5 separate regions of the Homo sapiens genome follow, and all the other regions are linked to region 4. The links are chromatin contacts, found by Hi-C or POLR2A ChIA-PET in ENCODE. All regions are on one chromosome and are shown on one strand. Each heading gives the region's core, a stretch centred on a gene start or an enhancer-like site at or near the end of the contact. The rest is flanking DNA. Distances are from core to core; before and after follow the strand shown. Region 1 overlaps NRG2 (neuregulin 2). Region 2 overlaps CXXC5 (CXXC finger protein 5). Region 3 holds the start of CXXC5 (CXXC finger protein 5). Region 4 holds the start of PAIP2 (poly(A) binding protein interacting protein 2). Region 5 has its middle 20 kb from the start of PSD2-AS1.

Region 1 (2,795 bases), core at 22-2,521, 510 kb before region 4:
CTGGGAGATATTAGCAAGGCCAGACTTCTGAAGGAGCTGGTGGTGTGGGGATGGGTCTGTAGCCACAAGCAGAGACACCTCATGGGATCTTGGTACTCCCCTGAAGCAGGTTTTGACTTCACTGTAAGGAGGAATATTTCCCTCACTGAAGCCATCAGGGCATGGGAGGAATTGTCCCTGTGGGGCAGTGAGGCCAGGTCACAGGGGTATCTGAATGGAGACTAATGGCTTCTGGAATTGGGCAGTATGAGTCCTGGTTCCTGACTAGCCTCAAGTCACATCCCAGCTCTGCCACTTCTTGGCTGTGTAAATCCTGAATAAGTCACTTAAACGTTCTGAGTGTTACTTTCCTGCGTGTAGAATTAAACGTTCTGAGTGTTACTTTCCTGCGTGTAGAATGGGACTGGCGGAAGGGTCTTACAGAGCTGCGGTATTAAACCAGATGGAACATGTACCCCAGCGTGAGCCTGACCCCCTGACGGTGAGCATTCCCACAGCAAGTGACCATTCATGAAAGCTTACCAGGGTCAGGCACAGGGCTAACACATCCCACTGATACAATCTGGAATCATCCCAACAGAGCTATGGAATCAACACCATGGTTATGCCCGCGTAACAGATAAGGAAACCGAGGCTCGGAGAGGTTTAGGAAATTGCATAAGGCCACTGAGGGTTGCTGCCGTCATTCTTGCAGGCGGGGTCTCGGGCAAGGTTAAGGCAAGTCTGGGTCCGCCCCTCCCACCCTACCCCACCCCCAACCCCCCCTCCCCCGCGCCGGCCCGGCCTGGCCCTGGCCCATGCCTCTGCCTCTCCCCGCAGGTACGTGTCGGCCCTGACCACGCCCGCGCGCCTCTCGCCCGTGGACTTCCACTACTCGCTGGCCACGCAGGTGCCAACTTTCGAGATCACGTCCCCCAACTCGGCGCACGCCGTGTCGCTGCCGCCGGCGGCGCCCATCAGTTACCGCCTGGCCGAGCAGCAGCCGTTACTGCGGCACCCGGCGCCCCCCGGCCCGGGACCCGGACCCGGGCCCGGGCCCGGGCCCGGCGCAGACATGCAGCGCAGCTATGACAGCTACTATTACCCCGCGGCGGGGCCCGGACCGCGGCGCGGGACCTGCGCGCTCGGCGGCAGCCTGGGCAGCCTGCCTGCCAGCCCCTTCCGCATCCCCGAGGACGACGAGTACGAGACCACGCAGGAGTGCGCGCCCCCGCCGCCGCCGCGGCCGCGCGCGCGCGGTGCGTCCCGCAGGACGTCGGCGGGGCCCCGGCGCTGGCGCCGCTCGCGCCTCAACGGGCTGGCGGCGCAGCGCGCACGGGCGGCGAGGGACTCGCTGTCGCTGAGCAGCGGCTCGGGCGGCGGCTCAGCCTCGGCGTCGGACGACGACGCGGACGACGCGGACGGGGCGCTGGCGGCCGAGAGCACACCTTTCCTGGGCCTGCGTGGGGCGCACGACGCGCTGCGCTCGGACTCGCCGCCACTGTGCCCGGCGGCCGACAGCAGGACTTACTACTCACTGGACAGCCACAGCACGCGGGCCAGCAGCAGACACAGCCGCGGGCCGCCCCCGCGGGCCAAGCAGGACTCGGCGCCACTCTAGGGCCCCGCCGCGCGCCCCTCCGCCCCGCCCGCCCCACTATCTTTAAGGAGACCAGAGACCGCCTACTGGAGAGAAAGGAGGAAAAAAGAAATAAAAATATTTTTATTTTCTATAAAAGGAAAAAAGTATAACAAAATGTTTTATTTTCATTTTAGCAAAAATTGTCTTATAATACTAGCTAACGGCAAAGGCGTTTTTATAGGGAAACTATTTATATGTAACATCCTGATTTACAGCTTCGGAAAAAAAAAAGAAACAACAAAAAAAAAAGAGAGATGGGCCAATTTTTTGACTCTTTAATAGAAACCTATTTTGTGGTGCCTTTTGCTGTATGCTCATCTGGGGCTCCGGGGGACAGGTCTGGGTTGTGGGGTGCTGAGAGTGACAGCTGGGAGAGAAGAGGTGCGGGTTCTGTTGGGGGCGAGGGTGGGGGGCGGTGGGGGGTTGGCCCTAAGGAAGAACTGAGGACGGAAGTAGCTTTGCTCCCAGGCAAGAGCTGAAGTTCCCGACCCCTGGGAGGAGAGGGCCAGGACCCTAGGCTTGGAGCTGGAGCTGGGGTAACTTCCAGGGGGAGATAAAGACACAGCTACCCGAATGGGGAAGCCCTGGCTACTCACAGCTGTTAAAGGAGGGGGGGCAGAGAAACGTTTCCCCAAGAGCCTGAGCCCAGGGAGGTGGCAGCTCTGCCAGGGGCCCAATGTTGGCGGCTCCTGTCCCCCACAGCCTCCAGGACGCCCCTCCGTCCTCTGCAGCACCTTCGTTTACAGGTCGTCTTTTCTATTTTACACCTGCATGTCCTTTGCATTTCAGATTCTTTAGATTGGATGCATGGTCACGCTGGGACCGAGAAGAGCCACTCGACAGTGTATTCCCCTTTTAGCAATAAAGTAACACCATTTCCTTCTCACAGGCTGCCTCCTAGCCCCCAACCCACCTATGACATCCACTCGTCTCCAGTCCTGCCCTCCCACCCCCAAAAACTGGGTCCACTGCTAATTTGTCAAAAAGGTAATTGTTTAAAAAAAAAAAAAATCCCAAACAGAAACAGATGGGAATCCTGTCCTGAAATGTCTGAACACCTGACTGTTGACACTTGAACATTTTTATATTATAAATAAAATCAGAAATAACTCCTGTTTGACTGTGTGTGCCTAGCCTCAGATGAGGAGGGAACTCAGAGCACGAAGTCCCATGG
Region 2 (2,805 bases), core at 123-2,622, 320 kb before region 4:
GCAGGTCTGGTCAACAAACCCTTCCCAGGTGCCCACTCTGGGCCAGGACACTGGTCTGCCCTTTGCTCCTCGCTGTCCATCTACCTGTTCCAGGGCTGCCCAGCCAGGTCACCGGGGTCCCTCTGCCCAGCTTGCCCGGAAGCTGCACGTCTCCAGTGGGTCAGCACTGACGTCAGCAAGACTGGCCGGGCGTGGAGCCCGCCACCTCCGGAACCACCAATTAATTAACTTTTTCAAATTAATTTCCCAAGCAAAATTCCATAATTACATCTGTCTCCATCAGCCCAAGCTGGGCAGGCAAGAGGACCCTGCAATGAGATGGAATGTGGTGTAAGGGGGTGGCCATAACAGCCCTGGGACCAGGTCAGAGAGGCCACTGGGGGTTAGGTTTTACCACAGTTGGGCACTGGCCTGGCATCCTTATGGATGCTATCTGGGAAAGGAGGGGGCTGAGAGACCAGAGCATTCCAGCAAGGAGGTGGGGGCTCTGGGAGACCCATGGCCGGCCCAGCTCATCCCGGTGCCCCCATCCCCCACCCCGGTGCCCCTAAACCACAGCGGGTCTTGGCATGGCCCAGTAGCAGCACAAGCACCGCGAGGCTGAGGAGGCCGCGGCTGCGGCGTTCTAATTTCCCAAAGGGGCTGAGATTAATTAGCTCACACACAGGCGCAGAGAGGGAGAGGAGAGTGGGAGCAGGAGCGGGCAGCGTCAGGCGAGGAGCTGGCTGGCACTCCCCCCTGCCCGCCCAGCAGGCAGTTGGCGGCCTTGACAGCCTGGGTGCTCTGAAGGTCAGTGGCCAAGCTGGCTGAGCCAGCAGATTGGCACCATCTCCTTCCCAGAATCCTCAAGACCAAGGCTGGGGTACAGTGACCAGGAGGATAGTCTGGGGGGAAGGGCTCCGCTGTCACCACACTCTATCAGTTCTGTGCCATGTGCTCTGTCCACATCATCTTGTTTGATGGTCACAGCAACCCACAGAGGTAGGCATCATGATTCTCCCATTTTGCAGATGAGGACACTGAGGCTCAGAGCTGAGTGGGGCACTGGTGTGGGTCAAGGTCAAGCAAGTGTGGACAGTGGAGGTGAGGCTGAAAAGAAGGCTGGCCCAACTCTAGAGCCCACACTTCTTCCCCTGGACCCCTGTGCAGGTGTCAGGGCTACAGGAGCTCTGGGCCTGGGGGACTGGAACACCAGTCACAAAGCTCCTAAGTGTGTCTGTCTGCGGGGAATGAACTTACCCCTGCCTCAGAGAGCACGCAGGGCAGACTCGCACAGTCATTTCACAGATGAAGAAACTGAGACCAGAAAGGGGAAATGATCTGAGGCTGGGACTAGCCTCTAGTAAAGTCAACCCGATGAAGTGACCTTTAGTGAGCCCTGACCCAGGGCCATGCAGCGCCTGGTGCTAAGTGACACACGGACCACGGGATGGGGGGTCATTGTGGCTATGTCCCTGTATACCAAAGAGGAAGTGCCAGCTCAAGGGCACTTGCTCAACTCCTCCCTGCAGGGTGCCCAGGAGAGGGAAATGGAGCCCCTGGGGAGGGGGTGGAGGAGGTGCGCAACCCTGACCAGGCCCCGAGGCAGCTTCCACAGGCCTAACCATGGAGTTTCCCAGAACCTGTCTGCAGGAAGAACCCAGAAACCCCAAGGGGCATCCATCTGCTCCTCAGGGGATCCCCCACCCACCCATCCACCCTCCTCCCTGGAGTTAAGGGGTTAGGTTAGCAGTTCCAATGCTCTTAGGTTCAAACCTGGAAAGTGCCTTGAGATAGCAGAGGGACCTAGGAGAGTTAAGGAGCTGGGCATGGGGGAGGGGGCTGGCTCAACTAGGAACACTACACATCTTGTGTGTAATGGGGCGAGGGGAGCCCCTCATCTCAGAGACACAGGCTCAGGCCATGCCAGGGTCCAAGTGGGGCTTTGGAGTCAGGATTCCTCTCCTAGCTCTGCAGCCTCCAGCCTAGGTGACCTCAGACAGGTTGCTGACCCTCGCTGAGCCCAACCCCTAGCCAGTGAAATGCAGCCGCTGACAGCCCCCACCTCGTCAGGTCCTGGAGAGGACCTATGTGAAGGGGTCAGTGTAGCGTCCACATGCAGTAGGTGCTCAACTAAGGATAGCCATGTTGTTGTTTTTACTGTCCACATCTGCCAGCATAAGTGTGAACGTCACGGACAAGTCAGGCCAGGCGTGTTGGGTAACCCAGGTCATGGCCCTGGTTCTCTCACCATTTGCTTTTGAGCTCTGAGGCAATCCTTCATGCCTCAGTTTCCCCAGCCCCAAATACAAAGCATTCCCCGTCTAGCCTGCAGGACCATGGGGGGATGGACATGTGGTAGAAGCCTGAAGGTTACAACGAGGGTAGCACCCCACTGGCCAGGCTTGCATCTCCTCTTCTGCCCAAAGGAAGAAGGCCTACCTACACTTCTAGACAGCCTTTCCTCCTACCTCCCTCGCCCTCAGCCCTGCCAGCTCATGTCGGCTCTTCTTAGATCTCCCACAGCCCTGACAGCCCTGCCACAAAGGCACATCCCAAGCCTCTCGCCACCCTGCAAAGGCTCCATTTGCCACCTGGAAGTCCCTGCTCAAGTCTAACATATAGCCTTGCTGTGTGAGCATAGGGGGTGGGAGACAGAGAAAGCCTTGAAACTACAGTCGGCTCTCTCTGCTCCCTCTGATATTAGGAAGCCTCCAGGATTTTCCACCCAACACCCATGGGTTCCTTTGCCCTGGGTCCAACCCATTCCCATCCCTCCCCCAACCCCTGGCCCCCAGCTCAGCCTCTTCACTCAGGTACCTCAGC
Region 3 (2,700 bases), core at 63-2,562, 310 kb before region 4:
CCAAGGCTGGGAAAGGAGGGAGGGAGGGGCCGCGGGGCACCGTGGTGGTGGGGGAGATACTTTGATGGAAAAAAAAGGTCAAACTTCATCAGCCCGCCGGGCACCCCGCGGGCAGCGGGGGCGAGGAGCCGGAGGAAAAATGCAGAAGTAGCCGCCGCTTCTTCCAAGTGGTGGGGGAGGCTCAGCCACGCGTGGTCGAGGGCGCCCAGAGCAGTTAACGTCGCCCCTCAACACAGGGCTGCGAGCGGGGTCTGATGGGGGGAGTGCGCGCCAGAGATCTACAAGCAGCCGCCCCCGCAGGCTGAGCGCCCGCCCAACGCCAAGAGGTGAGGACCCCGGGCGCCCGCTGCCCCAGCGCCCGCGAACTGGAGTAGTGGGGGGGAGGGGGGCGGCACCCCGCAAGGAGCGTCCCAGCCCCACTCCACGGCGCCCAAGCCGCCGTCCCAGACCCTAAAACCCCTCTTTTTGTCTGAACTCAGTGATCTGCGACCGAGCATACTGCGGCTTAGGGAGGCTTGGGTATAGCAGCGGCCACCAAGCGATCACCGGCGCTAGGTCTCCCAGGCTCCGGGGCTCCGCGGCTTACGGTGCGGGCGCCCCCCGCCCCTCCCAAATACGGACCCCTCCTTCCCCGTCCCCGGCTCTCCGCACCTGAACTTCGGGGGAACCCGCGCAGCCAAACTTTCCGCCGACTTGCAGCGAACTCCGGCCCCGGCCGCGCACCGAACCCCGGGGGAGGAGAGGGAGGTAGGCGGGGAAGGGGAGGGGGCCGGCCTCCGGGGGGGGTCGAGGGAGGGCCGTGGCCCGACACCTACCGGCTCTCCGAGTCGTCCAAGCCGCCACCGCCGCCGTCGCCGCGAGGCCGAGGGGGAGGGGCGGGGCAGGGAGCTGCGCTCCGCTCTGGGCACCACCGCCGCGGTGCGCTCCGCTCCAGCCGCCAGCAGTGCCCGGGTCCGGAGCCCGAGTCGCGCCGCCGCGGCTGGCCCGAGGCGGGGAGGGGGGGGAGCCTGCAGCACCTGCCCCTCCTCCCCCTCCCCGCGGCCCAAATTAAAAAACAACAAAAAGCAACTAATCACCCCCGAGCTGAGCGCGGCTCGCGGGCGGAGGGCTCAGCGTGCGGCGCCCGGACTCAGCAGGCGGCGCGCATGGCTGGGCGCGGGCTGGGCAGGGCTGGGACGCGGGGCCCGGCTTCAGGGGATAAGGCTCTGCCGCTCTTCTCGCTCGGCTCGGGCGTCTGCTCTTGCCGCCAGTGCCGCCTCTGCTGCCGCCGCCTCTACATCCCCGCTCAGGCTCAGCCGCCTCTGCCGCCGCCGCCGCGCGCCCGCCCGGGCAGGAGCTATGAACGCTGCCCGGGGGCTGCCGGCAAAACCCGGACCGGACTCGCCGCTCCCTCCTCCCCCCAACCCCCTCCACCTCGGCTCCCCTCCCTCCTCCCGCCGCCTCCCTCCCAGCGCAGCTCGGGCCACTTGGACGCCGCGGGCTCTGAGGCCGGAGCTGCAGCCGCTGCGCCTCGAGCTCCCCGCGCCCTGACGCGGTCCACCCAGGCTCAGCTCCCTTGCGCGCCCCGTCTTCGCCTATTTCCCGCAACTTTACAAAAAAAAAAAAAAAAGGACGACCTCCCCGCTTTGGTGAGGCGGTCTGGGTTTAGAGACGCACCTCCGGGGAAATCTGCTATCTTTCTGCCCCCTCTAGAGCGGGGCCAGAAGCTTCGAGGACCGGGAGGGAGAATTTGGCCGCGCCCCCCAGCTCAGGTGCGCGGCGGGCCAGAGATTCCTAGTCGAGGGTCCTGGGAGGTAGACGCGTGTTCCAAGACCCCACCCTTCCAAGAGCTCCTTAATGGATTCAGTGGGCACTAGGGCCCCGGGAGAAAAGGGGCGGAGATTCCCGTTCCCATTTCTCAGGTGAGGAAACTGATCCGAGAAAGGATATTTTATCTCTCAGGCAGGCATCAGCCTCAACTCTTGAGTCCCGGGGCTAAAACGACTACGTACATTTGGTGCCCTGAGACCATGGCCTACGCACTCAAAACCCGAAACAATGCTTGGAACAGCAGCGCTCAATAGGTACTGATTGAAAGACAGAAGGAAAACTCAGCCTTGCCAGAGTAGGCGCCCAGTGGGGACAGAGTTGGGCCCGCATATCCCGCTTTCACTCCATCAGTGGCCTCCATATGCCCATCTTAGGCTAATTAATCCTGCTGCTGCAGATGTCTTCACCTCACGTACCCATGGTGCAAGCCCCGGGCTCATATAATCCCAACTGCATATAATCCCAAAGTGGAAGTTTTCTCCAATTCTTTGGGATTCGTGGGGGCGGATTTGTGCAAGGCCGACCTTCCTCTGCGAGGCGAAGAAAACGCAGTCCCCAGACCCAAGCAGGGGAGGGAGAGGGGGAGGGCGGTTGGGGAAGTCAGCCTAGGGTTAAACGTTACAGCCTGAGATCGATTGGGGCCCAGATAACAGGGAGTTAACTGTGGCGATCCGGGCGCCTGCAGCCACAGGCGCGGCCTCGGTGGGAGAAGCGAAACTGTCTCCCACCTCGCTGCTTCCTCTCCTCTGCTCTGCGCAGCCTGGCTGTCTCCGAGGCTGGCGCGAGGGCTTATGGAGCATGGATCTCCTGGCAGCAGCAGCTGGTGCCCACCTTCCACGCCTTCTATATGTGGCCTTGGGGCCTTGACCCAGCCGGGGTGGGGTGGGGGGA
Region 4 (2,700 bases), core at 122-2,621:
ATAAACAGACTAATTTTCCCCAAATATCCTGTCTTTCACTAACTGGAAACAGAATCACAAAAGCAAATAGTGGAGTCTCATTAAAAATTATTGTAGAGAACTTTTACTTATTGCAAACACAACCTACGCCAGAAGAAATTTCAAAAGCGACTTAATGAAAATATAAACCAACACCTGATCTAACTGTGCTAATGAAATCTGTGAAAAAACAATGCCACCACGTTTCAACATTAGCCAGCACACCCAACATGAACATCTACTTTCCGTTGAAATAAACGTCAAAGGCTGTCAGCTGCTACACCTTCCAAGGCAAATTGGAAGCCAAATTCTTTCTAGAGTTTGGGGTTTTTATGAGTTGATACGGGTGCCAAATCAGGGAAAAAAGAAACAAAAGGAAGCAGGTAAGACCCCTTTTAGGAGTCCCTAAAAAATATCACTGCTGGCTGCTGCAACAAATGTTTTGAAGACCTAAGTTCACCACAAGCCTTATTTATTTCTGGTGGCGATGGTGGGGAAGGAGGAGAGTAAGCACAGAAAATTATTAAAAGGTAAGAGGACCTTAAAGTTCATCTAACTCAACGCCCTCCTAGGGTAAGGGTTCCCAGTACCCCAAAGGTTCTTTTTTCCAGGGCATGAGCTGCAATACAACCAAAAATAAGGGGTAGCGATGGCGAAGAAACGGGAGAAAGACGATCTTCTGATCAGGCCCGTCGACGGTTGCAGCGTTCCCCCAAGACGCCAAGAGCCCGCCAGTCCCTCCGCCCCTCTCTCCCCAAACCCCAGCCTCGGCTGAGGCGCGCACGCGCAGCAAGTAGGGGCTGCGCGTGGCGACGCGCAGGCGTAAAGTGGGTAGAAACAATAAGCTTTGTTGCCGAGGCGGTGGGAGGGGGGCAGGGGAAAGGGTACCCGGCGGAGGGATAAAGGACCGGGAGAATGAGGAACAGGAGAAAGTGCTATCCCGGCAACCCTCGCGCCACTGAGGACCCGGATAGAGAGCTGCGAGATCCAAATCATTAATAATGACAATGAAAAAAAAGCGACGGCCATGTCTCGGAGAAGACAGAGACGAAGTCGGCCCAAGCTCATCCCTCAGACTTGGTGGAAAGAGGCAATGAACAACGGAGGCCGCAATGGACTCGGTGGCCAACCACCCAGGGAACCCTTTAGGCCCCTCTGCCGTCGCCGACTTGCTGTCCCTCGACCTCCGCACCCCTGTCGCCACTCTGCCCGAGAGGACCCCTCACCCAATGCACAGCAGCGGGGACGGCAGCCAACGAATCCTGTCGGCCTCCGCGGATCTCCACAGGCAGCGCCGCTCCCCCGCTCGACGTGCGCTTCGCCCGCCGCCTCCCTTCTCCAGTCCAAACAAACACCCCAGCCCGGAAGTGACTTCACTTCCGTCGCCGCCAACCCCGCCCTCTTGTTCTGTCAGCTCTGCCCTCCGAAGCCACTAGAGAGCGCGCGCGAGAACGCGCGACCCCGAAGTCTGTCTCCAAGGCTGCACACGTGTGCACGCGCAGCAGCCTTTCCAGCGCGCCCCTACGGCCGGCTGCCGGGTGTAGCAGGAACGCTGTCGCACGTTCTCTCTGGAAGGCAGGAATGGGGGCGTACCACTGTTCCCACACCCGCCCATCTTCCGAGAATGATGATATGCAATGAGTGAGGCAGCTGGGGACTGAAGAGCACCCTGACAAGATACACAGGCGTGGACTTTCACAGACATCACACACCCCCCCAAAAACGTAATATTTAGGTAATGACATAGCACACACATACCCATACACACCCCAAGAATGATACACAATGTCACACAAACAGCGACATGCACCGAGTCACGTCAAGATCCTGACACAGAAAAATAATAAACTAAGGGAAATCACAGAGGCGTACTAAATGATATGCAAACATCCGCACTCAGACATGTGCAGGCACAAAAACACACTTTTTGAAGCTGGATGCAAACGCAAAATACAAATACATGTGCAACTTCTTTGTGGCTAAAGGAGGAAATGCCCTGTCCACACAGGATAGAAAAGTGTGACCTCCGGGTTCAAGAATTTTGTAGTCCGTGATCCTGGGTGCACTGGCCCCATAGTTATTCTTACCCATGCTTCCTTCCTGTCATCGTTGACAAGCCCCAAGATATATTTCTAGTGACACTAAGCAATGTAAAGAAGAGAGTATGTTTTTGTTTTTTTGTTTTGTTTTGTTTTTTTGAGGCGGAGTCTGGCTCTCTTGCCCAGGCTGGAGTGCAGTGGCGCCATCTCGGCTCACTGCAACCTCCGCCTCCCGGGTTCAAGAGATTCTCCTGCCACAGCCTCCCAAGTAGCTGGGACTACAGGCGCACGCCAGCACACCCGGCCAATTTTTGTACTTTTAGTAGAGATAGGGGTTTCACCGTGTTGGCCAGGATGGTCTCGATCTCCTGACCTCGTGATCCACCCGCCTCCGCCTCTCAAAGTGCTAGGATTACAGGTGTGAGCCACCGCACCCGGCCGAGAGTATGTGTTTTACAAATCTGGATGTTCAAATGTGTAGATACTATCTTTGAAAAAGGGACACAAACTAATTTCTTCCCTTTGGAGAGGGCAAATGACCGACTAGGAAATGGGTGCAAATAACTATCCTTTTCTCCTGAAAAATTTGAATCTTTTAAAAACTATATGCTTGTAGTATTTACTAAGACAAAAAATTCCCTCC
Region 5 (2,759 bases), core at 125-2,624, 420 kb before region 4:
AGGCCGAGGCAGGCGGATCACGAGGTCAGGAGATCGAGACCATCCTGGCTAACACGGTGAAATCTGTCTCTACTAAAAATACAAAAAAAATTAGCTGGGCAAGGTGGCGGGTGCCTGTAGTCCCAGCTACTCGGGAGGCTGAGGCAGTAGAATGGTGTGAACCTGGGAGGCAGAGCTTGCAGTGAGCCGAGATTGTGCCACTGCACTCCAGCCTGGGTGACAGAGCGAGACTCTGAGAAAGAAAGAAAGAAGGAAAGAAAGAAAGAAAGAAAGAAAGAAAGAAAGAAAGAAAGAAAGAAAGAAAGAAAGAAAGAAAGAAGGGAAGGAAGGAAGGAAGGAAGGGAGGGAAAGAGGGAAAGAAGGAAAGAAAGAAAGAAAGAAAGAAAGAAAGAAAGAAAGAAAGAAAGAAAGAAAGAAAGAAGGAAGGGACTTGCCCAGACTCAAACCCAGGCCAGTCAGTGCTCTTTATCACCTTACTATCCTGATGCCTACCCCTCTATTCGCCCTAGAGCAATTCTTAACCTGCTGGGTGTCTCAGTTTCCCCAGCCAGGCAATGGCGAGGATGGAGGAGGCATCTCTAAGGACCTTTAAGTCTAAGGGAACTTATTAATCCATCGAGGTGGGGCTGCTGGAATGGGCACAAAATCACAGATCTAACCATGGAGGGTCCTACAGGCCAAGGTCACCTAAACTCAGGACAGACTGCAAGAGTCTAACCTGGGTCCCTTCTGCTCTAGCTCCATCCATTTCCCCCATACACAGAGGAGAGAAAACCCCATATTGTGGGACAGGGAGAGGGTGCCCCCCACCATTCCAGGACTGCTGAAGACTGAGAAACAGGCCCAGGCAGGTGAAAAGAAGGCTAGGCGCTGGTAGACGGGCAGAGGCAGAAACAGAGTCATCGAAGGGTAGGTCCATCAACAAGTATCCCATGAAAGGCTTAGGGCCAGATAGAACTGCCAGGCCTGGAAGGGAGGCCTCACCCTACTGCCACCAATCCTGTATCGCCCCCTTCTACAAACAGCACATCGAATCACAGCTCAGATTGTAGACTTCCTGAGTTCAGATCCATCTGTTAGTCCTTCATCTGTGGACTCAGCGATCCACCCCCACCACCATTCTGCTCCGCGGTCCCTCTCCCCAGGCCCTGGTTCCACACCTCCCTACCCAATGTTCTCCCTTCATCCAGACCCCAGGCTCTCTACCCAGCCACCACAGAGGGGCCTGGCTTGCCGTCACCCCATCGCCGCCAGCTTGAGGACAGGCCCAAAAAAGGAGGACAGGGAAAGAGAGAGGGAACGAACGCACCACCCCGGGCCAGAGCGGCGTCCTCTCATCGGCCTAGGAAGCTGTACTGCTCAGCAGCCACCAGAGGGCGCGCGCCCCTTCTCAGAGCCAAAGCCACGACGGCGGCGGTGGCGGCGGACCCGGAGGGGTTTGCAGAAGATGCGGGGCAGGGGTGCGGTCACTCCGGGAGGAACCCCCCCGGAACGCAGCCGCACCCTGGGCTCGGATTCAGCCCTTGTAAGAAGACGGCCTTGGATGCTGCCCCTCGACCCTCTCCCCAGCCGCGCCCCGCGCTTCGGTCTCCTGCTGACTACTCGCTCTCTCCCCCTCCTGGCCGCTGCGAGCACTGCGGCCCGGCGGAGCTTGGGCTTGGAGGGTGGGAGGTGGGCAAGGGGGCGAATGGGGATTTATCTGGAAATAATGTGGCAAGGGGCTGCATGGTGGGAATATACTGGGCAGAACGAGATTGTAGTGGTTAGCACTAGGTGAACAGAAGTACGAAGAGGTGGGGAACTACAGTGGATGTGCAGGGTACTGGGCCGATTAATAGGAGGGCACTGGGGGCCACCGGGCAGGTACTGGGGGCAGTGGGTGGTCCCTGGGGGCTATTTAAGTGGTACCAAGCCTAAACTGGAAAGAGGGCGCTGGGTGGTTTCCTGGTGGTAACGGGGGCCCTGAGTGCATGTTGGAAGTACCACTGCGTAGGCACTGGGGGTACTGAATAACAACTGGAGACATTGTGTGCTGGGAAGAACTGGAAGGCAGTGTGAAGATAGCGAGCAGAAGGGGCACTGAGTGGGAACCAGGGGTGGGAGGGTCACGGAACCCGCAGTGGGAAGTACTGAGTGGGTCTGGGGATATGGCACAACTGAGAGGGTGAGGGGGCGTTGGAAGGGTTCGTGGCAGGTACTGGGCATTATCTATGAGAAGTGGGGACATGGGTGGACATCGGGTGGGTCATGGAAGTCACTGGGGTCACACTGAAGCCCTGGAACAGTATGGCACTTCCCTGGCTGTGCCTCAGTGCCCCTCACAACAGCGCCACTTTCACAGCCAGGACTTAGATCAGAAATGTCCCTTCGCCAGTGAGGGTATCCTGCCCTGACCAGAACCTATTCCTGCTTTCCTGGCGGGTGTGGAGGGTGCTGCTCATAGACAGAGGACAGGCTCTATTATCTACCTCCCCCAGATGAGGTGGGAAGTAAAGGCAGGTCAGCCCCTTATCCCTAGAAAATAAGGAGCCCCCTGCTCAGCCCCTCCCATCAGGTTTCGGCCTCCTGGCCCAGCTTGCTGGCTGCTGGGCCGGGAGGGGCTGCCAGGCTCGGCCTCCTGCCCACTGCGGGGCGCCGGGGGAGGGCGGCGCGCGGCTCGAGATGCCGCGTTGCCATGGAGACGCTGCCGCATCCTGACTGCTCCTGGCAACGGGGTCCCGCAGCCAGGCAGGCGCTCGGCGGGGACCCCAGGGAGCGGG

What was found. Hi-C counts contacts between places; a loop is a spot of excess contacts on that map. ChIA-PET counts read pairs that join two places held with the same protein, here RNA polymerase II (POLR2A). Pooled maps may share reads with other maps.
Region 1: a loop to region 4 is called in a map of CD8-positive, alpha-beta T cell, with 15 times the contacts of the local background. The contact joins the enhancer-like site here to the promoter of PAIP2 in region 4. A Hi-C loop is called at or near these places in 2 of 168 maps with a recorded cell type or tissue (CD8-positive, alpha-beta T cell and naive thymus-derived CD4-positive, alpha-beta T cell) and 6 of 50 pooled maps.
Region 2: a pooled map shows a loop between it and region 4 (4-fold over the local background). The contact joins the enhancer-like site here to the promoter of PAIP2 in region 4. A Hi-C loop is called at or near these places in 4 of 50 pooled maps. POLR2A ChIA-PET finds 5 or more read pairs at or near these places in 4 of 52 experiments (AG04450, BJ, PC-9 and 1 more).
Region 3: a loop to region 4 is called in a pooled map, with 5 times the contacts of the local background. The contact joins the promoter of CXXC5 here to the promoter of PAIP2 in region 4. A Hi-C loop is called at or near these places in 4 of 50 pooled maps. POLR2A ChIA-PET finds 5 or more read pairs at or near these places in 7 of 52 experiments (A673, BJ, CD8-positive, alpha-beta memory T cell and 4 more).
Region 5: a pooled map shows a loop between it and region 4 (3-fold over the local background). The contact joins the enhancer-like site here to the promoter of PAIP2 in region 4. A Hi-C loop is called at or near these places in 1 of 50 pooled maps. POLR2A ChIA-PET finds 5 or more read pairs at or near these places in 3 of 52 experiments (H1, T-cell and activated CD4-positive, alpha-beta T cell).

What each region holds. Positions count from the first base shown.
Region 1 is chr5:139,846,722-139,849,516 of GRCh38, reverse strand. It overlaps NRG2 (neuregulin 2), which reads left to right. Exons shown (of 10, transcript NM_004883.3): 10 at 820-2,736. The coding sequence ends at 1,600. Among named protein-coding and RNA genes, the nearest start is that of PSD2, 52 kb to the right of the region's middle. RefSeq lists silencers at 739-798, 849-1,268, 1,399-1,588. Within about 2 kb of position 1,271, at least 20 of the 41 ENCODE cell types and tissues checked have a DNase peak (open chromatin) inside an H3K27ac peak, as active enhancers do; they include CD8-positive, alpha-beta T cell, where a contact is called at or near this core.
Region 2 is chr5:139,663,083-139,665,887 of GRCh38, reverse strand. The region is part of intron 1 of CXXC5 (CXXC finger protein 5); the gene reads right to left. Among named protein-coding and RNA genes, the nearest start is that of CXXC5-AS1, 15 kb to the right of the region's middle. Within about 2 kb of position 1,372, at least 19 of the 41 ENCODE cell types and tissues checked have a DNase peak (open chromatin) inside an H3K27ac peak, as active enhancers do.
Region 3 is chr5:139,646,961-139,649,660 of GRCh38, reverse strand. It overlaps CXXC5 (CXXC finger protein 5), which reads right to left and starts at 1,312. Exons shown (of 3, transcript NM_016463.9): 1 at 816-1,312. CXXC5-AS1 (CXXC5 antisense RNA 1) reads left to right here. Exons shown (of 2, transcript NR_149086.1): 1 at 1-326; 2 at 480-662. RefSeq lists silencers at 1-54, 255-1,384.
Region 4 is chr5:139,340,525-139,343,224 of GRCh38, reverse strand. It overlaps PAIP2 (poly(A) binding protein interacting protein 2), which reads right to left and starts at 1,371. Exons shown (of 4, transcript NM_016480.5): 1 at 1,245-1,371.
Region 5 is chr5:139,764,491-139,767,249 of GRCh38, reverse strand. It overlaps a transcript of PSD2 not described here. Among named protein-coding and RNA genes, the nearest start is that of PSD2-AS1, 20 kb to the right of the region's middle. Within about 2 kb of position 1,374, at least 10 of the 41 ENCODE cell types and tissues checked have a DNase peak (open chromatin) inside an H3K27ac peak, as active enhancers do.